Regions from separate parts of the Mus musculus genome. Here regions 2, 3 and 4 are each linked to region 1. A link is a loop called in an ENCODE intact Hi-C map of the cell type or tissue named here. Cell type or tissue: heart. All regions are shown on one strand. Links, peaks and the distances in the headings refer to the core of each region. The heading gives the core; the rest is flanking DNA. Region 1 overlaps Slc38a6 (solute carrier family 38, member 6). Region 2 has its middle 25 kb from the start of Gm51264. Region 3 holds the start of Six4 (sine oculis-related homeobox 4). Region 4 holds the start of Gm34080 (a long non-coding RNA gene).

Region 1 (7,374 bases), core at 863-5,862:
GGCCTTATAAAAACTAAGAACACCAGTGAATGCCAAGTCTGAACAATGGAGGCCTGGAGGAAGTTGGATGAGAGGATGCACAGTTTAAGAACAGTGCATTTTCCAGGCAAGCTGTTGGAGAGTAGCTGAGCCCTGCAGGTATGATGCTGCAATAATTTAACTCTGAAGAATAATGACACATGTCAGCTTGCAGGACAAGAAATAATTACATGACAACACGGTTTTTGTTTGTTTGTTTGTTTGTTTTTGTTTTTTTTAAATAGCAGGTACTTATGGTAAAGTTAATTTTAGAACAGGCAAGTAACGATCACTTGCGATGAAAACATGCACCAGTGTCTTGTAATTTATGACTGTTTCTTTTTCTCCAGAAGAAACATGGCTGCTCACCGAGAGCCATCGAGACATGCGTACAAGCCCTTAGCTATGGCTCCTGTAAGAAATGTCTATGGATATAGAAATGTCTTCTCGCTTGTTATACTTTCTCAGGAGAGACACCATGAGCTGGGCACAGGACAGAGGAAGGCTGATGCTTACCTCCTTGCTCAAGGGTTTGGAGTCATCACGGTAGTTTGTTTTCCAGAGAACTAACTATATGTACATGATGTGATGCAGAGGTTTTGCGATTGGCTTAGAAACTCCTTAAATGTATCTTGAGAGAGGAGGAGGGGTAAAGAGACAAAAGTACATTCAGAAAAGGGATGCAACAGAACAAGGCCCGCAGAACGACTTCCGACCCAACACTTTTATCATCTGAGCATCGGGCCTTCGGCTGGGACTCATCCAACACCATCTGCATCTCTAAAGTTTCAGACATCCATCGCTTCCAGTAATTTTCTATTTTTTTTGATCTTTAATTGTAAAAAAGCTACAATGAGCGTGAGATTGTATTTCTTCCCATATACAATCTGCCATTCTTCCCAGGATTCTATTAGCCTCTGGCTAATCACTCCATCACTTCTGTCCTGAAGCCTTCACCCTGCTGTTCAAATGGGAGTCCTGTGTCAACAGATTCCAGTCTGAAGAGCCATGTGGATTTTAAGAAATACGAACTCACTAAACATATGTTTCTGTTTTTTTAAAAAAGGCCTCTCAGTATACACGAGTATAATAAAAGATGTAAAACCCTGCTTCTTCCTTGGAGAATGCTGGTGTGTTTTAAGAGCTACAAAACCACAGAGTCTACCGTGGGGAAAATCCCACTGGTTGAGCAAGTAAAACAAAGAAATCTCACTGTTAAAGCTACTTTTTCTTAACCACAAATAAATTTTCATGTAAGTACTAACACCTTAACATATAATACACAATACTGAGAACAAAAGATTCAGATACACTAGAAATACACCTTAATTACAGACAGCCACATCAAAAGATCCAGTCAATAAAGTAAGCTGAGAAAGGTTTAGAAAAATATTATCAGCGGAAAAGCTCATATATCCACTGTTTTTAACCAGAAGGTCACTAGGTTGAAAAGCTGGTTGCCTTGTCTTTTGTCCCATGTCTTCTATTAATGGCATAAGGAAATGCTTAAGACATCTTGGAGAGACAGGCCATAAGCAAAAATTTGTAAATGATTTTTGCTGGAATCTCTCCATGGTACAGACTCCTAATACAACATGCTTCCTCCAAATTAATGGCTGACCAGCGTCATCCACAAGGACCACAGTTACAGGCAAACAGTTCTGGCCTCCTTAACACCAGAGCCAAGATCCGTGTCTAAGATACACCTGGACGACAGTTATCAGCCATTACAAATCAGTTAGTTTCACCACATTAGCCGAATAGGTATTCTTTCCCCTTTGTTTTGAATGAAACTATGCTGGAAAGAAAATGAAGAATGCTGTCAACCTAGTCAAGACACAGGAATTGAAAAATCACATGGAAAAGCGATGGTTCCATCAGGAAAGCACTGAGACAGAGACGTCTGGTCAGGCAACAGCAGGTAGAAAAGTCTCACTACTGCCTGAGGTCATGGGAGTCATGAGTTTGGACACAGAGGAGCAAGGCTAGAGAATGAGGACACTGCTCACACTGAGCACAGCAAGCATCTTCCATGCTTGGCTACATTCTAAGTGATAGGAAGTTCTTTGCACACCTTTTTCATACTGACCTGCCAGGAAGCCATGATTTCGCCCACAGAGATTGGGAGTCCTGTGCACACATTTGCTACGTGGGTGCTGGTGCAAACAGTTGGTCTGACTTGAGGGGCTCGCTCTATTACAAGCTAGTTTGCCCTGGGCAGGTGGGGGAAGCCATCAGCCAAAGCCAAGAAAAATAAGAAAACTCTGTCAAAGGGCCCTCTCTAGAATGAAGCCTTTATTTATTTTTATCAGCATTTAAGCAACAAACAGCTTTTGGCTGCTGAGTTCATCAGCTGGGCTCAAAGAAAATAACCATCTCTCTAATGAAGATCAAAGTTTTGCACCACACTGGAGACATCCTGCTTTGTTAATGGAGTCCATTTGGGGCTGTAGCCCGTTTGTTGGAGTAACTGGCTCAAAATTCATGAGCTTCATGCCAGGACTTCATAGTATCTGCTGTCATTATTTAGTTGCATGTCAGTAGAGGCAGAGCTGCAAAGAGAAAGTCTCCTATTTGCATGTATCAGAGATTTAACACATCACTGAAACCTGAAAGAAAAGACAAAAAGCAATCCCCTTCCCCTGTGTCTCTAAGCTTTAGAACTAGCGCTCCCCAAGCAACCTGAGATATTTCTCCGTTTGTCATTAGTTAACCACATAACTTTAAGAAAGAAAAGACTTGACTGAGTTTGGGTCTAAACAATCATTTGTCTAAAAGACAATCAGTCATGTTGTCAGGCACTTAGGAGAACATGCATGAAGCTGGGATGACATTCAGCTATTTTAAAAATAGCACTGGGTTCTCAGCACTCGCGGGGTTGGGGGTGGGGAGCCCAGCAACGCTCAGAGGTTAGTCAGAGGCCTAAACAAACAGAGGCACTATGGTTTGTCTTTCCATGGTTTGTCTTTAGTCATGGATAATAACTACTGTATTCAAGATGGCTCATTAACCTGGTGTTTCCACTAGATTTCTAAATGCATGGAAATTTTAGACCCACTCAAACTGTATCAGTCTCTTTCTTAAGAAGAATCCTTTTTTTTTTCCCTCAAAATCTCTATAAAACAATGTAATTTCCCTAAGTTGTGCAAAACTGGAAAAAATTTCACATGGTGGAAAATGTTACTTCACTGTCCTAAAAGAGCCCTTATTTTACAGTTTGTTAAGACCCTAAACCTAAGCAGGACCAGAGAAGCAGGCCTAGTGGCTAGGCTCTAGAATTCCAGTGACTCGGGGCTGATATCAGAGGATCAAGAAGTTCAAGGCCTGCTTGTCTCTAACAGAAGGGAAAGGAGGGCTAGGGGAAAAGCCTGCTTAGCCTGCATGCAATCCTCAGACACACACACACACACACACACACACACACACACACACACACACACAGAGTCATCTATTTTTAAAATCTTGTTATCAAACGTCAACTGAAATAACTGCTAATGCACTGCTTTTGAAATGATGTTACTACTAAATTTTGTCAAGGCAAATGCCATAGTGCCTCTGTTTGTTTAGGCCTCTGACTTGTGAAAAGGGACTCCTCTCAAATTTCCCATACTTCTAGACTTTTGCAATATTTTCTAGAATTTGGAGATAATACTGTTCAGGTTTTAAAGCAAAACAAAACAAAACAACCAACCAACCACAAAGCTGCAGTGTGCCTGACCAGCAGATGGTGGTGTAGCAGCACTTCCAAGCCCAGCTCCTGAGGGACAGGCCAGACCTGTCCCTGTATCACTACCCTGGGCTCCTCCTTCACAGTCATAAGAAGAGGAAGAACACAATATAAGCTGTCTAACATTTCATCATGGACTGTGGTTGTTTGCTGGGTCTTGTCTGTAAGATGCAGACTCTGAGCTATCTTAGTGCATAGGCAGCTGTGGTTCTCCCACACCTAATAGCCCGAACTGAGGCATTAATCAAGGCTGCTAACGTCTGTGGATTCGGTGCCAGACTTTCCAGTCCGGAAAACTTGGGCCATCCTAGCCATTTCGGGAGGTTCCCGTGAAGCTAGGTTTCTCCTGACAACGTACAGCGAGTCAATGGTTAATCTTCTGTGAGGCCCTAGGAGCTAAGCCATGAAGACTCACATATTATAGAAGTAGAGGAAGTTGGCCCGCTGCTCAGAGCCACTCATGGAAATGTTGTGAGTTGAGCAAGATGTGTGAATTAGGAACATTAAGTGGCTCTGCTTTAGCCGTGGACTTCCAAGAGTGAGTAGGACTTTCCTTGGCGTAACTGAGCTGAGGGGAGGTTTGCTGTTTGATTTCCAGTGACAGTGCCGCCTACGGAATGGTCTACCACAGAAGTTTAATTTCATGTGAAACTGACTATTTTTCAGATGGTGGGAAGAGTGAGTAATGAAACAGCAGGCGCTGTGAGAACAGCTGGCCTTCCCACCACACTACTCGGTCCTCTTAGAAGGTACTTCAGTAAGTTCAAACCCAGCACTCGCATTCTCTTGCCAGCAACAACATTCAACATTAACGCTCTAGGATGGCTCCTTTCTCCCTCTGGCCCAGCAGAAACTTTCTCACAGCAAACGCTAGCTCTGCTGAAGGCAGGGGACACAGAGAGCTACAGCTGGTCCTCGCCTCATTCAGGCTCCAAATCACTGCTGAGAGACCAGATCATTTTCTTATGGCTCTCCATGTTCTAAAGGCCAATAACTCTAAAACCTTAAGAGCCCTAAATGTCATAATTGGCATTTTCACAGGTTATTGGAAGGAAGCCCCTACCACAGTCACTTTGGTAAGTCACACTGGTGCCTGTGGTCAGCGTGAGTGCCTGTTTGTTTATGACTATGGTAAGGGAATAAACCAGGCCTTCACCAAAGACCCACAGAATAAGTAGTCAAATGTAATTTATGAATTTATGATCATTTTGCTCTTGTTTTTCCTTTTAGTGTTAGGGATTAAAACAAGAAGGTGAAGATGTTTAAACATTACATAGCACAGAACAGAAGTTGGGGCCACAGGAGATATGCATGACATATATTTTGTGAAAAGTCTTTAACTTAAAAAGAGAGCGAGAAGCTGGGTGTAATGGCTAACAACATTTGTCAACTTGACAGGATCTAGAACTCCTGGGAGACAAGTTTAACTGTGGCTGAAAGAGCCACCCCAGGACTGTGGACAGTGTCACTCTGTGGGAAGGAGTCCTGGATTAAAGAAAATGGGGACAGAAGGGGAGCACCACTAACCCCTGCTCTCCACTTCCTGACTGTGGGGCACTCTGTCAGCAGCCTTAGGGTACTGACTGTGGGGCACTCTGTCAGCAGCCTTAGGGTACTGAAGCGCTACCTTCCCCTCCAGGATCTTGTCCCCTGGAGCTGTAAGCAGAGATAAAGCCCCTGCTCAGGTACTTGGTTGCAGCATTAGGTAAAGTAACTAATATATTAGGTGTGGTACACTCCTGCAATCCCAGTGGTGAACATCTGCAATCCCAGTGCCCAGGCACCAAGGCAGAAAGACTAAGACTCAGAGGCTAACCTAGACTGCACAGTAACAACCTGTAACACAAAAAGGGAAGGGGGAGAGACTGAAAGAGTTAGGAAGCTTTAAGACATGACACCTAACTAAAAATACAGACTCTGCCCCATTAATGCCTAAAAGAATTGACATGCCATGGCACCTTCCCCAAGAACCACATCAGAATCTACACTTCTAGATGAAAACAGATTCCAAGCTCTGCATTTCCCACCAAAATTTTTAACAAAGGCAAAACTAAAGCCAAGAGAATGAGGGGGGGGAGAGGGAGAGGGAGAGGGAGAGGGAGAGGGAGAGGGAGAGGGAGAGGGAGAGGGAGAGGGAGAGGGAGAGGGAGAGGGAGATCCTTGAAGCATGTGCCTACTTGACCAAAGGCTGGAGGTGACAGAACACAAGGCATCTGACATGTGACCCAGTGCACTACTGACAAGAGGAAGCTTCAAATTCTATTGTAAGGAGGAATAATTTATGCCTGTTGGCTGAGGGCTGAAGTCTCTGGAAACCTGCTGCCACTTACTTATTCCTCACAGGCTCTCAATAAGTCAGCTTTCAAGTAATGTGACTAAAATAATGCATCCATCACTGTAAAATAAGCATTCCTAGCTTTCCTGAACGTAAGGGCATTTAAAATGTGGCATCTAAGTTGCCCTTTTCTATCTAGTTCTAAAACAAGCAAGCGAACACCAGCCGTAAGAACGCAGAGACCTGATGGTTCACACCCCAAATCCAAGAACCCCACCCCCACCCCATTCAAAGGGCTGCCCACACAGCTTCATCGGGATGTTTTCAGGGACAAAGAACACTTTTTAAAAGGTGGTGGGTCATCTCCACTTCAATCACACAGCTTAATGGCAGGGCTACGTGCTAAGTCTGACAGTGTCCCCAGTAGGAAGCAGTCCCAAAAGGAAAAAGTGTTTGAGGTGGCATGTAAGGATGGGAAAGGGAAGACTCCACACTCACACACGGATTTAGCCCCATTGTAACAAAAATAAAAGTCTGACAACAGTGCTCTATGTGAGCACCTGAAGGCTCCCGCCACATTTGATCTGGTAAAAGAGCCCTCACTCAACTTGGTTTCCTTCATTTTGGACTTCGAGCCTCCAAGAGCTAATAACTGTTTATTACAAAAATTACCCAGTCAATGGTATTCTGTTACAGAACACAGAACGAACGAGCAAGAGTATCCTAGACAAGGAACTTAAATTAGCCTCTCTGTGGACTTGTTTGCATCAGAACCAATTTTGCTCTCAAAAAAACCCCAAAAAAACAAAAAACCAAAAACTGGATTAGTCTAGTTTTTTTTTTCTTTATCTTTTACTTTTGGCCTTGACACTACTGAAGGACCTGGCATGTTGTTTGTTCTTGCACGCATGCATGCATGCACATGTGTATGTGCGTGTGCCCGTGTTGACATGGGCTCTTTAACTTACATGTCTGAGACAGGCTCCCCACTCAAAGTGCTGCCACTGACTCAGCTATGTCAGCTGGCCAGAGTCCCAAGAGCCTCCTCTCTGCTTCTCCTGCCCTGGGTTAAGGTATCCATCGTCACACTGGGCTGTCTGAGTGCTGGGAACCTGCACTCGGATCCTTGCTTGCCCAGCAAGCACCTTACCAACTAATCTATCCACCCTCCAGTCCCCTCTTATTTTCACTTTTTTTGGGGTGTGGGGGGTTGGTGTTCTAGTGGCACGTACGGCTGTGTACCATGTGCATGTAGCACTTGTGGGGGACAGAAGGGGGCATAAAATCCCTCTGGAACTTGAGTTGCAAACAGATCTGAGTTGCCATGTGGATGCTGGGAATTGAACCTGGGTCC
Region 2 (7,374 bases), core at 1,005-6,004, 300 kb after region 1:
GTGGGTAAGAGCACTGATTGCTCTTCCAGAGGTCCTGAGTTCAATTCCCAGCAACCACATGGTGGCTCACAACCACCCGTGATAAGATCTGACGCCCTCTTCTGGTGCATCTGAAGACAGCTACAGTGTACTTATAATAAATAAATAAATAAATAAATAAATAAATAAATAAATCTTTTAAAAAGGTTACTTTAAGAGAGTGATAGGCATAAATAATGTTTTGAGATAGTTTTTAAACAACTATAATGTGGGTCTAGAGTGATGGCTCAGAGTTTAAGAGCACTGGCTGCTCTTCTAGGAGTCCTGAGTTCAATTTCCAGCAACCACATGGTGGCTCACAAACATCTGTAATGGGATCTAATGCCCTCTTCTGGTATGTCTGAAGACAGCTACAGTGTTACTCATGTACATGAAAGAAATATATATTAAAAATATATAATGTGACTTGAATATATCTGCAACTTATGTCAGTGGCAAAGGTACAAGCTTTTTGCACTTGGTTTGCTGGCTTTAGCAATAGAAAAAATGTTATGTTTTGGGGAGAAGTTACTTAAAATATGCATGGAGTTTCCCTCTCATTTGATACATGGATACTCTGACCTTCATCCTGGGTTCCAGTGCCTGGTCTAGATGAGTTGATGTTCGAGGAATGATGGGGCCTGGTGGTACAGGCTTATAATCCTGGCTACTTGGGGTACTGAGGAAGGACCTCAAACTCAAAGCCTACTCTAGCAACTTGCTGAGAGACTCTGTCTCAAAATAGAGAATAAAAAGAGGACTGAGATAGAGTTCTTACCTAACAGGCAAGAGGCCCTAGGTTCAATTCCCAGTGCAACAAAAATAAATTAAAAAATATCTAATTATGTGGCATATAAGCATACTGTTTGACCTATAGTAGGTACTCAATAAATTATAGCTTGATATATAGACACAAGGAGAAATCTTGAAAGTAAGAAACCCAAAATATTTAAATCAATGCACTGGGAAAAACTAGGAATGAGGTTTCAGGGGCTTATTAACACAGTTTCTCCTATGAACTTCTGAGTGGTTTGAGCAAAGGCACAGGAGTAGGGTCAACCTGATAGATGAACTTGGAAGAGCGTATCACAAATACCCACAATCACCCGGCCTTACGAAGGCTCTGTCCAGAGGAGCTCTCTTTTAATGCCATGTGTCAGGATCACTGGGAGCTATATTCCTGGACGATGGCTGGCTCTGTGTTATGTCACTGGTGCTGGGTAGTCCAGGATAAAGGCTTGGCTCTCCATCCTATGGTGTGACCACACTGGCGCAATGCTGACGTTCTGGCTCATCCCGGTAATTTTAGTTCTTTGCTCTCTTCTCTCGAGAAGGATGCAATTTTAGGACCATTAAGATAACATACTTTGGTCAAATAGATAAAAGGTCATTTTTACCCACAAGATGGGTGGGGATGCCTTTGTTCATATGTATATGTGGATTTGTAAGAAAAAGAAAGAGATGGTTTCTGTGTCCCGAAGACTATTCTAGTGCGGTCCTTCAATAAAGGGAGCCAATTTCCATGGTTTAGTCATTCGACAGCACCGTTTACTGGCTATGATTCGAAGGTTTGAAATCATATAGGCATGAATTCACATTCTCACTTTGTAATGTACTGCCTGTGATCCTGAGCAAACAACCTCAAAATGGCAATAATAATAATAGTGAAAATAATAATGATGATGAAAATAATAATAATGACTTGCAGTAAGCACTGTATCAACAGCAATGGTAATCATGCAAGATTCATACCCACGGTCTGTTGGGACTTGAATGGCATGACCCCAACAGGCTTAGTTTGAGGACTTGGTGCATAGCTGGGTAGCGCTGTTTGGGGAGGTCTGGGACTGTAAGTACAGCTTCTTTAGAAGAAGCGGGTTGCTCAGGGTAGACCTTGGGGCTCTAGAGTCTCTCCCAGCTTCTTGAGTGCCCTTGGTCTCTCTGTAGAGGTGTGAACAGGGAGCAAGAGTTCCCTGGCACCACAGGCTGCATGCACTCCAACTGTGAGCTAAATGAATTGGTTCTCCACTACATTGCTTTTTGTCATCCATTTGGTTACAGTGAAGAGAAAATCAACCAATAGAGTCCATGTGGGACAACCATTCTCTTAAAGTCAAGTCTCGTTTTTACTACTGTTCACACAGGAATAATGAGGAGATGATGTACATTTATGTATCTATATACATAATTTATATCATATTTATTATATATAATTGATATGTTAATATTATCTGTTAAAGTATAATAATTATATTTTACATATTATAATATATAATGTTATATATTTTATTATATATTATGTTTCATGATGTATATTATATATTTTCACACTTGCCTCTAAACTTCATTTTCCTTTCTTGGCAAAGTGAAGTTCGCTGGGCTACCCTCCTTATAGGATTGTCCTAAAGATGAAACCGCTGTATGCTGCAGTTTCTTTTCATGGCATGATTCATAAGTGCTAAGCAAATGCAGAGTCGGCCAGCATTAGCTTCCCTGATCTTACACAGCCAATAAAGCCTGGTTAGATTTCCATGTACTTTACTAAAATAATAGACTGATTGATTTTGCTTGTTCAAGGAGCATGGATTATTAATAATACTTAGAAATTTGACACAAGGGTAAATAAATTGTAAGTACAGCATATCTGTGATGAGATTGTCACCAATTTTATAAAACACATGTGGGCTTTTATGAACTATTAATTAAAACCGTGGTTACTATTGTGTATTACGACAGCCTTAGTGCGGTGTTGGGCTCCATCCTGTAATCCCAGGTCTCAGGTGACCAAAGCAGGAAGATTTCCACTCCATGTTTGCCTGGACTCCCTGGGGAGAGCCTGCTCACCCCCCTTTCCCCCACCAACCACCCCCCCCCGTCAAAAAAAAAAAAAGGAAAAGAAAAGAGAAAGAAAGAAAACGTCACAAAGGAAAGCCGCTTTGATTTTTTTTCTATGCTCAATTTATTCTTATCCAAAATAGTTTTGGCTTGCTTTCAAATGTTCAAATTAACACATGAGGCTTTTTAAAAGATTAATTAATTAATTAAATATCTGTGAGTCTGCTGTCGCTCTCTTCAGACACTCAGAAGAGGGCATCGTATCCCCTTACAGATAGCTGTGAGCCACCATGTGGCTGCTGGGATTTGAACTCAGGACCTCTGGAAAATCGGTCAGTGCTCTTAACTGCTGAGCCATCTCTCCAGTCCCGAGGCATTTTTTTTTTAATTAAAAAAAATTGTATGTGTATGGATGTTTTGTCTGCATGTATGTGCCACATTCGTACCTGTTGCCCAAAAGGGTCAGAAGAGGGCATCAGATGTCTCAGAACTGGAGTTACGGGGAGTTGTAAGCCACCTCGTGGGTCCTAGGAACTAAACCTGGGCCCTCTGCAAGAGCAGCAGATGATCTTAACCACTGAACCACCTCTCCATTCCCAGCAGGAGGCTATCTGGTTTGCTTTTGCAGCTGGGAATGGGATCTAAGGCCCTGCTTACACTAGACACTGTAGGTGAGACTTCTGGGGCATTTATCCCCAGTTTTCACCTGTGAGGTGTTGTTTTGTTTTGTTTTGTTTTGTTTTGTTTTGTTTTGTTTTGTGTGTGAGCTCTTAATCCCATTCCTAACATTGCTCAGTTGGGAAAGAGAACAGACTGAGCTCTAAGTCAGACAGATTGCCATTGCTCACATATTGTCAGTATGGAATCTCTCCATTTTTAGATTACATTAAGGGAAAAATGTCTCACTCATATCCAATATCAAAACCCCATTGAGGACACTAAGAATAAAGTTCACTTTTTACCTCCAACAAAGAAGACATCTATAGACTATTCACCGGGCTTTAATGAATCAGTTTGTGACCAGTTAAAGCTATCCGTATCTTGCCTGTGAGTGCCCCCTGCTGGATACACAGAATCTTTACTGCATCTCCAGGGAATCAACTTGCACTTTTTAATGGGAAAGTGCCCAAGTAACAGGTCGCAAGGATAGCTGTAAATCCTAGCTAGTAATTCGGTCTTTGGGTAAGTGTGCAAATTTATAACAAAAACATACTCAGGAAACAAACTCAAATGCAAAAAATATTCCACTGAGCATTTGTTTATAATCGCACCAGTGCCAAGGATCTAGTAAATTGTCCTGTATTTATCTTATGAGCTCACCGAGTTTTATACATTAGTGACGAAGGCAGTTAATTGGTGGGTGGCTTCTTACCATAGGGAGCCTGCATATATATTTTACAGAAGGGTAGAAAATTAGAGGTCCCTTTTATGTGACCATGTGTTGGCTTCAATGCCCAGTGTGTAATCTTCTCATAGAATCTTGGGCTTGGAGTCATAGTCCCAGCTGGGGCTGCAGGAAGGAGTGTTCCATTTTACCAGGAGCCCTGGAGAGATAACATTGCCTGTGGCCTATGGGTAATTCAGCAGACACAGAAGTCAAGGGTCATCAGTCAACTCAAACTTTCCATAGAAGGCAAGTAGGAAGAAATGACTGTAAGGGAAATTGGTATATGCTTTGGTCTATTAAGAGCTTCATGAGCCTGCCTTTAATCCTAGCATTCGGGGGTGGGTTGCAGCGGGGGTGGGGCGGGGGAGGGGAGGAGTCTCTCTGAGTTTTAGGCCAGCCTGGTCTACAGATCGAGTTCCAGGATAGTCAAGGCTACACAGAGAAACTCTGTCTCAAAACCTAACAAAACAAAACAAAACAACAAAAAAAAAACTTCATGATTTAGCTTTCCCCTTCCTTCCTTCCTTCCTTCCTTCCTTCCTTCCTTCCTTCCTTCCTTCCTTCCTTCCTTCCCTCCTTTGACAAGGTCTTGCTATGTAGCTCAGGCTAGCTTTGAGCTCTAAGTGCGTTCTCTGTTCTCAGCCTCCTGAGTACTGGAATTACAGGCATATCCACTGCAGCTGTTTCTCCCTGTGACAGTCTCTTTGGTCCTTGGGAGCAAGCAAAGGGTCTTCCTTGTACATGCTGGGCAACGCCTATCTTCCCCATGGGTCATTCCTGGTCACTTTTGCAGAAATTAAAGCTCCGGGAATTGTTCCCTATATCATCACTGATGTGAAGGCTTCTCACAGTGCAGTTAACGCACTGAGACTGATTTTTTTTTTTGCTCCTAGAATGTTCTCATAATTGGTGGTATGCTTTTTTCCTGCTTAAACTTCCCATTCTCTGAGAAACATAATGCATAATTCACAAAAGCCTTCGTGGGGACGAAGCGAGGATTCTTTCTTTATTCCAGAGTTGGAAATTCGGAGCTACTTCACGGAAGGATAGATCTTCACTCTTTGTCTCTGGCATCTCTCAGGCTGCTGTCCCAATTTTATATTTCTTGTGCTTCTACTCTAGGGTAAACTTTGTCAGTTCTTGGGTTTTCCTCTCCTAGACCCTCTTCTGTATAATACAAACCCTCCAGCAATTTTCAAATACTTTCTTAAATTATTTGAGTTGCTGTTATGTCTGGCCTAATATTCTTATTTTGTAGATTTGTGTTGGACCTGTGACTTTGATGCTGTATGGATTTTAGTAATGCTAGCCGCACCCCCCTTTTAATAGGTGGGGTTTTGAGACAAGTTCTTGATGTTTATCCTAGGCTGGACTCATATTCACAATGCGATTCTCCTGTTTCTGCCTCCCAAGGGCTGGCATTACAAGTGTGGGCCACCAAGCCTGGCTGCGACTCTCTGTGTTTTCAGTGCTGAGTTCTCTGAGCCGAAGCTTGTTTCTCTTCTGTGGAGCAGAAATCACAGAGCTGCGTGGTCATGGACCATAGAACTCACCAGGTTCTGCAAAAAGATCTTGGAAGAAGACAGGAATGGGAGCAGAAATCTCAGTGGGTTTTTCTTTTTTCCCTTTTAGCGTTTCATCACAAAGCCTGTGGTAAAACTGAGATGAAACCACAAGCTTCACTCTTGACTAGGCTAGCACTGGAAGAACGATTGGTTTCAAGGTCAGCCAAGGTCAGATGGAAACTTGGCTTGTTTTATTCCTATACTCAAACACCAGACCTATTGAGTTTTGCATGGCTTGGGGTTTCCAAAACACAAAGTACTTTGGGGCCCAGCACAAAGCCGAGGCCTGGGGACTAAGGGCAGAGGAGATGTATTCTGTCTCAGTGTGCACTTCACAATGCCAAGGTGAGGGATTTTAGCTACAGTTACTGGATAAAACATATTTACTTAAACCGTCCTCTGGACATTTGGAGGAACAAATCATGTTCTTTTCTCTGCCTCTCTATCTGATATGAAGGCCAGAATTCTTTCTCCCAGAGTCTCTAGACATTTCTACAGACCAGAGGAAGATTTATTTCTTGAAAATGTCATGTCTATGATTACTAGGAGTCATAGGCAATATTCAATTTTTTTTGGCCCAGTATTTGAGTTATTCTCTAGAGGTAAAGGTAGTAATGTTGCCTAGTCTGAAGGAACTTGACATCACCCAATGATACAAAATAAACAAATAAATCTCAAACCCCACAAAACCACCTTATTCTTTGGTCATATTAAGGAGGTGAAGAAAGCAAAAGAACCAGTCAAACTCAGAACCCAAGAGTCATCTGTCATTGCAGTTTGGGAAAGGTGGCATGTGACAGGCTCGTGCTGTCCATAGTCTGTGGACAGTGCCGGTGCTAGGACATCGTCAGAGCTTGGTATGAGGCTGACACTTGTCACGTCCAGACCATGCCTTCTAGCAAAATCTGCTTCAGTTGGATAAGCTCTGGCTGTGCGTTGGTTGAAGCTCTTCTGCATCGCTCTGGGCGGACAGTGTCGTTTACCTCAGCGTTCCAATCAGGAACTCTGAACTTGCTTCACTGTCCTTGTGTTGGGAAGTCACTGCTGGACCTCATGCCTGCCCCCAACACAAGAGGACACGGAGCTAAATGTCAGTGGGCAGGGGTTTGAGATGCAGCTCTACAGCAGCAAACAGTTACCCAGTGCTGTGAGGTTTGATCCTCAGCAGTAGAAGAAGAGAGATAGAGGATGAAGGCTTTACAGGAAATGTTCATTTGAAGAGGAAAAAAAAATCCGACTTTATCCAGAAAATCTAGCCAGCAAGTTGCCAAGTTGTCATACACATCACTATGGGTGGAACTGTGAGAGCACATGCCATCCCACAGGATGACAAGGGCTGGGTGGCCAAGCTGGATCATCCAATCAGAAATTCCATGTACCTCATGTGCTGGAGAGGTGACTCAGCAGGTAAAGGCACTTGTGTCCAATCAGAGCACTTGACTTCCATTCCCAATTCACAAAGTGTAGGTGGAGAAACAACTCTCTTAAGTTGCCCTATGACCTCGGACACACACACACACACACACACACACACCAAAAACAAAACCTGCCTTAGCCAGCTCAGCAATA
Region 3 (7,374 bases), core at 852-5,851, 210 kb after region 1:
TGTCTCAAAAATCAAAAAAAAAAAAAAGGAAAGAGAAAAGAAAAGGAAAAGAAAGGAAAGAGAAAGGAAAGAAGGGAGGGAGGAAGGAAGGAAGGAAGGAAGGAAGGAAGGAAGGAAGGAAGGAAGGAAAAGAAATCTGTCTTCTTGGTTAAAAAAAGAAAAGAAAAAAAAATCACATGAACTCCAACATAACATGTTGTACTGAACCCAATTTTCTTCCAGGCACTAAGATGGCAAGAGCACCTGCTTGCTTTCTGAAACAAGAATTTGGTTTTCCTCTTGCTCTTCCCACCACACCCTCTCAGCCTCCACTCTTCCACTCTTCAAGATCACAACACAGCATGACACTGCATGCCAGCGCAGCAGAGTCAAAACTCCCAACATGGCGGAGGAATGAAACAGAAGCAATTTCAAACACCACTGGGTGTAACCCATGCTCCAAGATAAACTCCACACAAAATACAGTTCCATTCCAATGTCACTGACCATGTTTGAATCTACTAGGAACTGTGCCAGGGCATACTCTGAATTCACCCTGCCCAAGCACTGGGAGACTAAGATTTCTGACTCTAGGAACACCTTCTGCAACTGGTGTATCAATTCACAAAATTCAAATCTGTAGCAGGACTTTGTAAACCTCCTAGGAATTGAATCCTCCAGCCTCCAAGATCCATTGTTTCCACAGACGCACTATTACAGATCTGACAGAGTCACCAGTGCTTACATAGAACCTGGTAGACTTAGTGCACTAGAGACAATATAGAAAGCCAATGATCAAAAGTTCAAAAATTATGTTCTTTTCTAAGCCATGCACTATACTTGATTGATAATCATTTTAAAGCTAACTCCTATGACCTCATAACCTGGCCAAAGAAATTTTAAATTAGGTATATAAAACTGAAAAGTCTCCTTCCGTGTATTATCAATAGGAAGATAACAATTTTTTACATTAGATTAATTATGCATCAAGTTCTTTTTGGAAAGACTTATTTGATCTTTACAGGAATCTTTTCTACTTTTTATACTGTAAGTGTATAATGGCAGAGCTAGGACTGAACCCAAGCCTTGATAGCTGACCCTTAAATATGTATCTTTTCCATGAAACCATGCGACTTCTTATCTACTTTGCTCTGATAAATAAAATTCAAAGAACCAAAAGCCGAATGCCCACCCAGATTGGACTGAAAAGCAGAAAGTAGTAAAAAAAAAAAAAAAAAAAGAATGAACGTCAAATAATGAAGTCTATAATGAATTAATTATGGTGCATAATATGCCAATGTGGTCAACTCACACAAATGTACTGCTATAAGGTGTAAGGATTAGGGACAAGTATGTGAAGGGTAAGTAGAAACTCTCTTTACTATTTTTATGATTTATCAGTAAATCAAAATTATCCTAAAATAAAAAAATGTTTTTAAGTGCAAGAAAAAATTTAAAAAGCAAGGAAGTTTTAAACTCAAATATTATCCTGAACTTGATAGCTATCCGGACGTTTTCAAAGGAGGAGAGATATAAAGTGTTGCCTATGGTTATCAATTTTAAATCTGCCGAAGATGTCACTTACAATTTCACCACACTAGGATACTGTTTTTGAAGCAAAAAAGAAGGAGAGAAGTGGGGGCTACTGAGATAGCTGACCGTGCAAAGGTGCTTGCCATTAAGCCTCACAGTTCACCTGAGTTCAATCCCCAGCACCAATACAGTGGAAGAAGAGAATCAAAATCAGACAACCAACTCTCGAGTTGTCCTCTGACCTTCACACATGTGTCATGGCTGGCATGTGTGTTCTTGCATGTGCTCGCGCATGCACACACACACACAAATAAACATTTTAATGGAGAGCAGTTAGGTTATGTATCAAATATCTCAGCTAACCAAGAATAAAGTGGTAGAAAGAAAGAAAAAAGAAAAAAAGAGCCGGCGGTGGTGGCGCATGCCTTTAATCCCAGCACTTGGGAGGCAGAGGCAGGTGGATTTCTGAGTTTGAGGCCAGCCTGGTCTACAAAGTGAGTTCCAGGTCAGCTAGAGCTACACAGAGAAACCCTGTCTCGAAAAAACAAAAACACAAGAAAGAAAGAAAGAAAGAAAGAAAGAAAGAAAGAAAGAGAGAGAGAGAGAGAGAGAGAGAGAGAGAGAGAGAGAGAGGGAGAGAGAGGAAGGAAGGAAGGAAGGAAGGAAGGAAGGAAGGAAGGAAGGAAGGAAGGAAGGAAGAGAGAGAGAGAAAGGGAAAAGGAAAGGGAACAGGAAAAGGGAAGGGAAAAGGGAAGGGAAAAGGGAAGGGAAGGGAAGGGAAGGGAAGGGAAGGGAAGGGAAGGGAAGGGAAGGGAAGGGAAGGGAAGGGAAGGGAAGGGAAGGGAAGGGAAGGGAAGAAATGGGAAGAAAGCAAACCTCACCAAATTGAAGTGACAGCAGGTGACCTGAACAGCTGCCTGACAACATGCTGAAATAGGCAGTTATGAGTGACTGGGAAGCAGAAACACTACAAGGCCACCCTGAAGTAAAGGTTAGGGGGAGGACATTTAGCTGTTAAGAGTTTGAGAAGAAGCATATGCAAACAAATTCAACTGGCCCACAGTAGCCAGAGACAGGCTCACCATCCCTCTCTGAGCTAAGACCTCATGCAAACCATGAAGGACAGAATCCCAACTGAAGATAGCCACATTGCACCTCCTCCCTTCAGCCTCAACCCTGGCGGAGCAATCCTAGCAAGGGTTGCTGATTCTGTCCGGATCTCTTCCAATAGACCCGCATATAGAGATGGTGTTCTTCCCAGACCTATCTATCACCTTCAAAGAGAAACTATTTATCCATTCCAGCACCACATCGTGTGTGTGTGTGTGTGTGTGTGTGTGTGTATGTGTGTGTGTGTGTGTGTGTGTGTGTGTGTGTGTAGGGGGGTGCTGATGGTATCCACATTTTGAATGTTTCTACTATGGTAAATAGATTTATGCCCTAGTCCATTATAATTTAGCTCTCTTCTATACTACTTACCCAGTATAAACATCCAGGTTTATTTTCTATATGCTTATTTGTATTAGGTCCATCTCAGGGTTTCTGCCTTTTTTTTTTTTTAATGCTTCTTGCCTTTGTCATCTCGGTGGGCTACACACACTGCTCATTTCAAGGTTTTTCAAGATCTCCCCCTCCGGAATTTTCATTACTACCAATGCTTCTCTATCAGAGCATTCCTTAGTGCTGTTCTTGACTCTTGAATACACATCCTTAATAAAGACATCCCTTAGTTTGGGGGGTGGGGGGAGGAGGTGCTGGGGAGCTTCGGAATTAGTCTCTGAAGTTTTGTTATCTACATACTGAGGGTGGTCTCTTTGTTAAAATTTTAGCTGTCCAGACTTTAAGGTCACGCGATTAGTATTCCCTTGGGAATCACTGGGCCTTTCTTTGAAAGAGCTGTCCAATTTTCAGGCCACACTAAATAACTGCCCATTCAGAAGCTTGGCCAGAAAAGAATGTCGGTGTTTTCCGGCAGGTAAAGGTGCCTGGGGGTCAGGGAGAGAGGGAAAGGCAAGGGGTGGAGTGGGAGGCGGGTGATCGACAGGGATAGAAACGGTGTCTCCTCCTCCCACTGAATGCGAAATAGCCAATGGGGTGGCTCGGCCGGGCCGGCCGGGCGGCCAGTGCCATATAGTATGCAGCAACCGGAGGAGTCACGTTGGGGGAACGGCAGAAAGCAGCTATCCGTTTACACTACTTTGCTCTAGCAGCTATCTTAATGGTGACTGCGTGGCCTGGGGGAAACCTGATCGGCCAGATCCAGCCGAAACCGGGAGGGAGGGAGTGGGCTTTCCGGAGGGGGGAGGGGGAGGGAGGCGAAGAAGGAGGAGTAAGAGAGGGGGAAAGAAAGAGGAAAAGAGTGCGAGGGAGTGAGGGAGGGAGGAAAATAAACAACAAAAAATGTCCTCTTCCTCCCCCACCGGGCAGATTGCAAGTGCGGCGGACATCAAGCAGGAGAATGGGATGGAAAGCGCCTCGGAAGGACAGGAGGCGCACCGAGAAGTGGCGGGGGGCGCGGCGGCTGGGCTGAGCCCCCCGGCTCCAGCTCCTTTCCCCCTGGAGCCGGGGGACGCCGCGGCTGCCTCCAGGGTAAGCCGGGAGGAAGGGGCAGCGGCGGCGGGAGCGGCAGATCAGGTACAACTCCACTCGGAACTTCTGGGCAGGCACCAGCACGCAGCCGCCGCGCAGCCCCCACTGGCCTTCTCGCCGGACCATGTCGCCTGCGTGTGCGAGGCGTTGCAGCAGGGGGGCAACCTGGACCGCCTGGCCCGGTTTCTTTGGTCCCTGCCCCAGAGCGATCTGCTACGTGGCAACGAGAGCCTTCTGAAGGCGCGAGCGCTCGTGGCCTTCCACCAGGGCATCTACCCTGAGTTGTACAGCATCCTCGAGAGCCACAGCTTCGAGTCGGCCAACCATCCGCTGCTGCAGCAGCTCTGGTACAAGGCGCGCTACACCGAGGCCGAGCGAGCGCGCGGCCGGCCGCTGGGCGCCGTGGACAAGTACCGGCTGCGCAGGAAATTCCCCTTGCCCCGCACCATCTGGGACGGCGAGGAGACGGTGTATTGTTTCAAGGAGAAGTCGCGCAACGCGCTCAAGGAGCTCTACAAGCAGAATCGCTACCCCTCGCCGGCTGAGAAGCGGCACCTGGCCAAGATCACCGGCCTCTCCCTCACCCAGGTCAGCAACTGGTTCAAGAACCGGCGGCAGCGTGACCGAAACCCCTCCGAGACCCAGTCCAAAAGGTGAGCGCCAACTTTCCTCCTCCCCCTTCCTCCCCCCACCCTTTCCCAGCTTTCTTTTCCTCCTAGCGCTCGAAAACATGGCGCTTACCTTCCCCACCAGCCTGGTCCGGCTGCCCACCTCTCCCCGCCCCCCACCTCGCTTCCCTACCGGGGTGGTAGGGGGGACGACGGTGGCAACGAGCGGGCGGGGGATCCTCCCTCCTAACCCTCCCCCTCCTGCCCCCAGAAGTTTCTGGTCGCCCTCTTAGGTCCAGTCCCCGCCCCCACCTCGGCTGGTCACTGCTGCCCGGCTTCCCACCCCCATCCTGCTGCCTTTGAAGTTGCCACTCTCGCCTTGGTTCTTTTAGGGAATGTGTGCGCACGCTGCCGGCAAGGCTGCTCTCACGGCAGCTCTGGGCCCGCAGGGGCTGCCGGCGCCGGCCGGGGTCCCTGCCTCCGCGGGGTTACCCGGAGCCTGGAGTGCGCACACGCTCCAGGGTACCCAGGGTTCGACTGAAGCCCGGGCTTGCCCTGGAGGTCACCAGGGGCTCTCTGGAAGGAAAAGGAGAGTTAATGGAGACTAGTGGCTCAGATGGGGTCTGGGGACGTCGAGGCTTTAATATGACAGAGTTAATCATTTACCCTGCCCGCCGCGGTTCCCATCGCTGCTAGGGCAGCGTGGGGTGTGGGTGCTGCTCGTCTCTGCGGTGTTTTGAAACCTGATTCTGAACAACTTCGGATCGGGTTACAGTGCCTCAGAGGTGGCAGGACTGAAGGACAGTTTCTTGGACCCCCTAACACAGCATGATCCCCTACTGACTTTGGGAATAGGAGACAAGCCGGCTGGCATAAGGTGGGCAGCAGGAAAGAAGTAGGGGAGCTATCCACTCAGTCCTCCTTCAGCCATCCTACACACACACAGACCCACACACACTCTCTCTCTCTCTCTCTCTCTTTCGTATAAAATGCAGGGTTTTTGTTTTGTTTTGTTTTGTTCTTCTCTTTTGTGTCTGCTAGAGTCAGACCCTTGGCTGTGTGTGGGTGTTTGTGTGTGTGGGTGTGTTGTTGTTTAGGTGTGTAGTGGTTGTTGTTGCTGCTGCTGCTGCTGCTGCTGCTGCTGTTGTTGTTGTTGTTGTTGTTGTTGTAAGGGTAAAGTAAGCAGAAGGTTGATGGCCCCCTCCCCGCGGGGATTGGGGAGAAGAGAATCAAAATGCAGTTCAAATGTTTTGCTCTGGGAAGGAACCCGGGAGCCATGGAAGCAGCCAGCCTGGGCCAGGTGAAGGTGATCACCCTGCGCATTCCAGAGCCCTCCCTCGCTACTATGCCCTGCGCCCGGGTGGAGCTGGAGGCCCACAGCTCACCCCAGGCAGGGAGAGAGGCGCACTGTGCAGCCCTGACCCTTGTTGCGGGTAACCATAAACAAAACATGCCGGGCGACCTGCGAGCACCCTCTCCGTCTTGAGAGAGGGGGCGACCCGAAGAAAGAGCACTGGTTAGGAGACCCCACCTACCCCGGAGTGCTCTGCAGATGGACTGAAGGAATCTCCTAGGCACTGGGTAGGAAGCCGGTGGCACATGCTGACCAGCTGTCCTGTAACCTTTGCTATGGAACCGGCCCAGTTCCCAGGATCTAATCTACACACACACACACACACACACACACACACACACACATATCCTGAGCCATGCTCTGCTGACTTCATCCTCCTCCCCATTAACTCCACACCCTCAACCCCCAGCCCAGTTGCCTGGTATAGGCCCCTCTCCGGATCTACCTCCCACCCGCACCCCTGGTGAGTCACCCTCACCAATGGCGACGGCTGCTCTGCTTCAGCTCATAAATCAAAGCGCTTTCTGCGCTCCTGGCCCCAAAGCCCAAAGCCTGGGTAATCCCCTCCCCTCGGCTTGAAAGGAAACCGACCACATTGGGATGTTGGATCCTCAGCTGGACCAAGTCTCACCAGGCTTCCAAACTGCTTCTGTCCTGCCCCGCCCAGATTCAAACCAAAGAGGAAAACTGCCACCATTCCTCCCTGACCCGAACTTGGTATTTCCCTTATGTCCAGGATCCTGGAATAGGAGGACTGAAGACTCAGGGCAGGAGTCTGATAGTGACAAGGCCACTGAGTGATGCTCACCTTTTCCCTCCCACCTCACCAGAGCACTGGATGGTGTGTGTTAAATAAGCCCTTATGGCTTCCTTTGGATTCAAAGGCAACTGTGCATATGGAGAGTTGCGAGTGTCTTTCCTACAAGGGCAAAGCACTTTATTGAGTGAGAGTTGTCTCTCTGGTGGAATAGAGATTTGGGAACAGTTGAGAAAATGGCCTCTGGTTACCTAACTGGCAAATACAACTGAACACCTCACCCCTCCTGCTCCTTTGGCGATTCCATCTACCTTAAAAATAACATGAATCTGAACTGGCTCTCCTAAACAGCAAGACGACCCATTAACATTTCATGAATCGCTTCTATGGCAGAGGTAGCAGTCCTTTTAACAGTTGGAGTAGCCTAGGAATGCTCTAGGAATGAAAACACAGTATTAAAGTGCTTTCAGTTGAATTTTACATTGTCCATCCTTCTGGTCTTTCTCTGATTTTATTTTATTTTTTGTTTGTTTGGTTGGGTTTTTTTTTTGTTT
Region 4 (7,374 bases), core at 1,295-6,294, 120 kb before region 1:
TCCTTCCCTCCCTCCCCTGCCTCTCTCAAAGCTACTCTGCTCATGGTCCTACCTCCTCATAGCCAGGAATTCTACACTGCCTTGTCAACACTCAGAGCAGAGACCCACAAGGCACGTCCATGATAATGATTAATACTTGTTACAGGTAGCACTTACCTGGACCTCTGCTTGCTAAGGTTCTCTAAAGTGGAGCTGGGAGGAAACCCCTGGGACTCCATTGATGTTCCCATTCTCGGTGACAACCCAGGAAGGCAAGGGTTTTCTTTACTCTGCAGAGCTGTGTGAGATAGGAACATGCATTGCTTTCCTGGGAGGTATGGAGAAAACCAGGAGGCCGTTAGGAAATGAGTTAGGCATTACCACAGCTCTTAACCACTAAGCTAGGAGGGGAGAGGAGGGAGTAATCCTTGACTACTTAGCCCTCTGTTTTAATTCACTTTAGCAGAAATAGCAGAAAATATCTGAGTAGCTAACAGGACTGTGTGTGCTCTAGGTTTGAATAAAGAGTTTAGAAAAAAACCAAAACCCTCAGGGTCCTGTGCAATGCACACTGGCAATTGTTCCCTTTTGTTACATTCCAAACACATCTGCACCTTCCCCTGGGCTCTAGGGTTGTAACATCCTTGCAGAGGCTATGGCTCACGACCTATCGTCACCTTCCAGATCAGCCTGGAAAGCAAGAAAAATATGATGTGAGAGGTTTTCCTCCCTCTAAGCCAGCCTTAAGGAATGAACCATTTTCAGAGGAAAAGCAGGATTGTTGAAGGGCCAATACACAGTGGGTTCATTTTAACCCTATGTGATGCAATAGTTAATTATGTATATATGATTTCTGCTTAAGAAAAGGCTGAGGGGAATTGGGAGTTGGCTGGCAAGCTTGTGTGAAGCAAAACAATGAGATACAGTTCTTTGGGGGCGAAAAGAAATCTAAAGAAAGAGAGAGGAAGAAAGGAAGAAAGAAAAGAAGGAAGAGAAAGAAGGAAGGAAAGAAAGGGAGAGAGAGAGGAGGGAGGGAGAGAGGGAGGGAGGGAGGGAGGAAGGAAGGAAGGAAGGAAGGAAGGAAGGAAGGAAGGAAGGAAGGAAGGAAGGGCGAGCCCTAGGTTTGGAAAGGACAATTTAAAAAGTGAAGGTGTGTAGTGTCCTGCCAAAAATAAAGAATCTTTCCATAAACTATAATCCTCGTAATGTGTTATGACTTACTCTGTGGTTGACAATGACTGGCACAGGGTGTGAAACAACAGTGCCCAGTTCATCTGCCGTCCCCCTATGTGTACGAGAAACTAGCTTCTTTTGATCCTGTTGATTAGTTTCCTGCAAAAGACCATCTATGGTAGGGCTGAGAGTACACAAGACTATTGCCCAATTTCTTTTCTTTTTTTCTTTCTCCCAGTGCCATCGCTTCTGTCAGGGAAGGCTGGCAGCCTTCCCTAGGTAAGATCAAGTGGTCCCAGTCAAGCACAAATAATGCCTGCAGGGCTGCTTGTTCATGGTGCACTCTAGAGGAAGGATGGGGAAGGAAGACACCATTGACAAGCAAAAGCGTGCAGAAGTACAGACGGCCCCACCAAGCTCCATTTGTTCAGTGGCAAATACACAGACTGGATTCATTCAGTGTCATCAAGATCAAGGGTCCAAGTCACAGTGTAGCACATCTGCCTCCCAAGGAGCTCCCTGGAAATGTTTCAAAGGGATTGGCTGCCACAGAGAGAAGACTAAGAATGAGAGGGCTGCCTGAGCCTCCCTCCGGCTGCTCTCCTCCGTGCTTCTAATGCTTCTAAGCCTTGAGAAGCCATTGGGAACCTGGGTGGTTGGCTTGAGTCTGAGAAGGTCCAAGTGTCCTCTGTCAGCCCGTGTGCATCCTTAGCAGTCTCAGAAACATCCCGGGCAGAATTTTGTTTCATGGCTATCATGCATACTTTTCCACAGATTGATTTCGGGATGGGATTATAATTTCTGCATTAGCTTTTCTTAAATATCACGTGGATAATGAACCAATTTGTTCGAATGGCAAATAACTCCTACTTATGTTAATAGAATTCAGCTGATCCCTAGTAAGGCAGTATCTATCACACCTGCCAAGGTCTCTCAATCGCTCATCCTGAAGGCCACAGACCTAGGGACTGGCCTGGACCATAAGTACATTGCATGTTCTACTTCTCGTTTTAAGCAAAAAATAATAATGAAAACAGTTTATTTCATGTCCAGGTAAAGAGGCATACATAGGCCACATTGTGTATGGCAGGTTTTCTCTATGAATATTTAATCACCGGTCTGCCTTAGTTCCTATTTTTGGATGACCACTTACCAGCACTTTTCCTAGCCCCTGATGTGTGAAATCCAAAACCCCTTTGTTGGAACTGTGGCTAAACACTCCTCTTACCCTTCATAAATGTGCATAGACATGCGAGTGCATGTGAAAGTCTAACTTACTGTACAGCCATCAAAGGTCTGGCCCGACCACTACAGGTTCTGTAGGTGTCTCGGGTGTATGGAGAGAAGCCTTTGAAAGAGTAACTGAGATCTTCCCAGCAGCCATGGAGGTGAATTGAGCCATCTCTCCACTAGTGATTGACAGGGAGGGGGAGGGGAATCAAGGAGTGTCAGCAGCACTTGGAGAACCAGGTTAGCTGAGATGTAGGCAGGATGAAGAAAGCGGGTGGGAGGTGTCAGAGAGGACTGGGGGGGCTCTGCCTTCCTGGCCGTTTGGCTTTTAAAGGCAGTGCTAGACCAGTGGGTCTTAACCTGTGGGTTGTAACCCCTTTGGGGGTCTCATATCAGATCTCCTGCATATCTGATATTTATGATTTGTAACAATAGCAACATTACAGGGATAAGCAATGAAATAATGTTATTAGCCATCTCCCTCCACATTTCTTTTCTCCTTCCTCCACTCCTGTCTCTCCTCTCCCTCCTTCCTTATTGCCATGGTTTTTGCTCGGAGGCTGCCTGTCCCTCAGAGGACTAGTGAGTGGAAGTCACTTGGAGGTCAGTTAGGGGAACAGGGCCCTGAGGACCCAGCCAGACGGTGAGCTTTAGAGAGCAGACAGATGGCCAGGGTGAGTGTTGGGGGGAAGGGTGTCAGTGAGTGTTGGCCCTGCCTGAACCCTCATCAAAAGGTTAGCTAAGCAGGGGGCTATACTCCCTCCAGCACTAGAGAGGCATCTCAGCCCCTCACTCTGGTGGGCTCTAAAGTTCTGTGAGATGCTGGGATCCTAGCTGCATGCTATAGTTCATACCTTTAGCACTGGTTTCCTCCCGTCTTTTCATGTTGCCCTCCTCCTTAGCAGTGCTTGCTCTGAGCTTGGGTGAGACCTTCCCCAAGGGCTCCAGGCATTCTGGTCTCCATTGCTCAGCTTGTAGTGCCAGCTTCAGCAAAGCTACTTAAAGGCAAGCCCAGCATGAACTCCAGAGCTCTGCTTCTGGGTCCTTGGCTCTCAGCTGCTCCTCAGTATGGCCTTCCTTCCCTTTCCAAATTAATGCTTTTTTGGCTGCCAATGGTGCTTTTGTAAGAAACAGCCCCAGATTCATTAATCCAAGCCAAGCCGCAGTGAAGCTCATCTGTCAACGGTGTTCTCTCTGTTTCTCTGCCGGAAATTTGAAATCCTATTGGATCTAGGATGTGGATTTTCCTGGCTCTAGACACACTTTTGGAGTCTAGAATTTACACGATGAGGATTTTTTTTAACTACCTCTTTTTATTTCGTTTATTTATTTTTATGTATTTTTATGGTTTGCCTCTAAGTCCTGCTGACACATGTGTTACCTGTGGGGACCAGAAGAGGGCATCAGAACCCTTGAGACTGGAGTTGCAGACAATTGTGTCTGCCACGTGGATGCAGACAATTGAACCCGGGTCCTGTGGAAAAGCAGCCAGTCTTCTTGGCTGCTAAGCATCTCTCCAGCCCCGTGATGAGGACTTTTAACCTAGATGACCTTTAGAGTGCCCAAAGGGACAAGGAACACTAAAAGACCCCTTCTTTCCCTGTCAGCTCCACATCCTGCCCACCCTTTTGGGAGAGAGGAGGTGTCACCATGGGGGATTGTGCAGTTCCAAGTTAAGACCCTGTGGTTGATGCTGAGCTACAGAAGCCCGGGCGCCACTAATGGGCGTGGCCTTTTCCTACGCACCCACCTCTCCAGCAGAGGATGTTTGCAGCACCTGGGCCCTGAGCATTCTGTTAAATCTCAGATCTAGGTTAAAAACTCAAAAGAGTTTGGATCAAAGGCTCCATTTGACCACTGTTGCTCTGCTCAGTGAGTTTCTCCTCCATTGAAGCAACCCTCACAAGGGCAGGACATTCTGCAAACGACTCTGCCTCGTATCTCTAGTAACCGGAACAGAAAGGACCATGGAAGGTACTCGATGAGTATTTGTGATGGAAAGGCAAGCCCAACAGCTCCAAGTCTTGCTCTGCCACCACAGTAAGAGGCAGAAGGGCGAAGTCTGTCTGGGTTGTTCATCTATCCACTGGTTACTACAGTGACCACTTCTTCCGGCCCTACTTCCAGATCATTTCTCCCTTCTTAACACCCTTTCTTTCCATTCTTTCATGTCTTTAACTCTCCTACTAATAACACAAACGACCCCATTCCCCCCCCCCCCCCCCCCCCGCTTGCCTCTGGTGAGAAAAGAGAAACCCTCCGAAAGTGTGACTCAGAGAAATGAACTGAAATGTCATCCAAGGCCACTGGGAATTCCTCAGCCATGTGTCAGGGACCCTGTGCTGAGAGCCTGGGCCTCAGTCAAGACAGAAGGTTTCAAAACCCAACACCCTGAGACCTCTCTCCACCTTCTCCTCCCGGCCCCGCCCACATTTTTCCTGCTTGGTGGTTTCTGTGCTTGGCCAACTTGAGTGAAGGTTCCGCTTCCTTTCCATCAGTGTGCGATGGACTCCAACAGCCCTGCAGGCCACGCCCCACTGCTGCAGCTCCCACTCCAGCAGCTGTAGCTGCCACTGCTCATAGAGGATGGGGAGACAGGAGCCAAAGCCGGGTTTCACCATGGGCTCCTAGCCAAGGTGCCTCAGATTTTCCGCCGCACCTGGAAACAGGACCCGAAAAGCACAGGTTAGAGAGGAGACACGGCTGCTCGGCTGCTCGGTTCAATAGCCTCATTCATGAAATTAAACCAAAACAAACCCTGTAGCGTTTAGAACACTCTGTTTAGTTTGTTCTTTCTCTTCTCCTCGGATATTTGTAGAACAGGTCCCAGGGCATGAATGTGGAAAGAAATGAGGAAGAACTAGGAAAAAGAGGGAGGGAGAGTGGAAGGGATGGAAGGAGACCTCGGGCTCAGCCAAGCACAAAGACACCCATGGAAGAGAATTAATCCCGCCCTCCTCTCAAATGTGACAGGCAACGACAGGTTGAGAAATTGCTACCCCAGGTCATGGGAAGGTCATTGACGAGTTTTTCAGGTTTCCAGTAAGTAGGAAAATGACCGGGGCAGCTAAACTTCCCGCAACCCTGACTGAGAGAAGCTAACCTGGTACTGATGGGCCCTCAACAGATCCCAGGGGAGTGGATGAAAGACTTAGGCAGGGATTCTCTGCAGCTGGGACGCTCGCTGAATAGAGATGCCACTGAAACACAATTGGAGCATGGTTAGGGACATCCCTGTTGTCAGCTGGAGTTCTGAAACAAAGTGTAGGACCAGAGAAAGGACTCACTTCTACCCAGGGAGTCTGCAATCCGGATGGTAACAGCCATTATCATGAAGGCTGTCACAATGGCAGTGCAGGAGGCTGTCTTTAGAACACACAGAACCAGCCCGGGTGGTGGCGCATGCCTTTAATCCCAGCACTTAGGAGGCAGAGGCAGGTGGATTTCTGAGTTCGAGGCCAGCCTGGTCTACAAAGTGAGTTCCAGGACAGCCAGGGCTACAGAGAAACCCTGTCTCGAAAAACAAAACAAACAAAAAAGCACACAGAATCTAAATGGGAACAAACGGAGTCAACCCCCCCCCCCCTTTATAAAGATTCCTCCTGCCTGGACTGAGACCTTCCCATCCAACACTAGGGGGACAGGGATGAAGAAACATCTCCCTTTATCTTGTCCTGCCTGCCTGAAAGTGTTTAATTTGTAATCAAAACATATGCATTGAAACCTTACATGGTATCCATTACGGTATGGGTGTGTGTTCCCACTGTTGATGGCTTGGGGGGCAAGAGTTGAGACAGTAAACACTCTGCATTCCAGGCTGGCCTGGAAGGTGCAGTTTTCTTGCTTCAACCTCCCAAGAGGTAGGGGTAGGTGGACATGTGCACCCAGCCCAGCTAGGTTTTTTTTTTTTTTTTAATATTTTAAGTATCAATAAAAAGATAAATATTAAAAAAAATAGCCCAGACACTGTGGACTCCTTTAATCTGAGCACTCATGAGGCACAGGTAAGCAGATCTCTGTGAGTTCCAAGCTGGTCTGGTCTACACTGGGAGTTTCAAGCTAGCTTCAAAATAAATAAATAAATAAATAAATATTAAAAATGACAAAACTTAAACTCTGCTCAGTCAGCCCTGCATTTCCTGAAATCTTATATTACGCAAATCCCTTATGGAGAAGGAAGAAATCTTTCTGGCTCACCGATTTCCAAAGGTGGTAGAACTAGTTTCAGCAACTAGGATATGGAGGAACCTGAAGCTGCTCTCTGGTCGGTCCAGGCTTCCAACAGGTTGACCGTGCTACACCCTTCGGCTTTCCCCTCTGTATCTCAGGGTTGTTAGTTCTCCCAGACCCAACCTGGGATTAGCCTGAACAAAGAGCTGAAGATGAGCGAGGGTGCTGTATACATCAGCTGTCACACTTGTTAGAAGATTTAAGGGCTGGCGGGTGGTGGTGCACACCCTTGATTCCAGCACTTGGGAGGCAGAGGCAGGCAAATCTACAAGTTTAAGGCCAGTCTGGCCTACAGACTGAATTTCAGGACAGCCAGGACTATACAGAGAAACTCTGTCTCAAACAACAACAACAACAACAACAACAACAACAAAACCCAACTAAAACAAGATAAACAGAAAGAAAGAAAATGAGAGTTCATTCCAGTTAGATTATAATATAAGGGGAAATTTCAGCATAATATACGTTTCAGCATAATATACTTTATCTATGGGGGGAAAGTTAATACAGAAAATCTCAAAAGGTTTTTAAAAAAAAAAAAACTTGTCAGAATTCACAAAATGTACATATCTCCCCGTGGCTTTGAGGGTACATTATCCTAATTTTCATAATTAGCCTAACCAAGTGTGCTATCCTACAGGGTTAGGTTTCGCTAGCCTTTCACTTTTATGAACACACACACACACACACACACATGTTTTTATGAAGGTAGAGATCTTATAGCCTAAACAGTCCCCATTAGATCCAAAGTTCCATCATCAC

Evidence for each region. Hi-C counts contacts between places; a loop is a spot of excess contacts. Peaks named below come from ENCODE experiments on the same cell type or tissue, not always from the same donor. Only the 100,000 strongest peaks of a DNase experiment are listed, where the experiment ranks them.
Region 2: it touches region 1 in a loop (14-fold over the local background); 13 of 42 quality-filtered maps call a loop at or near these places.
Region 3: a loop joins it to region 1, with 2.1 times the contacts of the local background. A loop is called at or near these places in 2 of 42 quality-filtered maps.
Region 4: it touches region 1 in a loop (2.2-fold over the local background); 3 of 42 quality-filtered maps call a loop at or near these places.

The regions. Positions count from the first base shown.
Region 1 is chr12:73,321,350-73,328,723 of GRCm38, reverse strand. All of the region lies in intron 5 of Slc38a6 (solute carrier family 38, member 6), which reads right to left. Among named protein-coding and RNA genes, the nearest start is that of Slc38a6, 38 kb to the right of the region's middle. In heart, for the core only: a CTCF peak has its summit at 3,739 (motif pointing right); DNase peaks (open chromatin) are centred at 2,883, 3,773 and 4,363; H3K27ac peaks cover 2,625 bases.
Region 2 is chr12:73,017,667-73,025,040 of GRCm38, reverse strand. No RefSeq gene overlaps it. Among named protein-coding and RNA genes, the nearest start is that of Gm51264, 25 kb to the left of the region's middle. In heart, for the core only: a CTCF peak has its summit at 3,922 (motif pointing left); no DNase peak of the experiment used is centred there.
Region 3 is chr12:73,109,723-73,117,096 of GRCm38, reverse strand. Six4 (sine oculis-related homeobox 4) reads left to right here and starts at 3,852. Exons shown (of 3, transcript NM_011382.3): 1 at 3,852-4,754. The coding sequence starts at 3,913. It also overlaps a transcript of Mnat1 not described here. In heart, for the core only: no CTCF peak of the experiment used is centred there; DNase peaks (open chromatin) are centred at 3,616 and 4,646; H3K4me3 peaks cover 2,696 bases; H3K27ac peaks cover 2,660 bases.
Region 4 is chr12:73,446,759-73,454,132 of GRCm38, reverse strand. Gm33929 (a long non-coding RNA gene) reads right to left here. Exons shown (of 3, transcript XR_001780532.2): 2 at 5,486-5,582; 3 at 4,786-5,041. It overlaps Gm34080 (a long non-coding RNA gene), which reads right to left and starts at 3,556. Exons shown (of 4, transcript XR_381684.3): 1 at 3,237-3,556; 2 at 157-307. In heart, for the core only: a CTCF peak has its summit at 3,774 (motif pointing right); DNase peaks (open chromatin) are centred at 3,342 and 4,852; H3K27ac peaks cover 945 bases.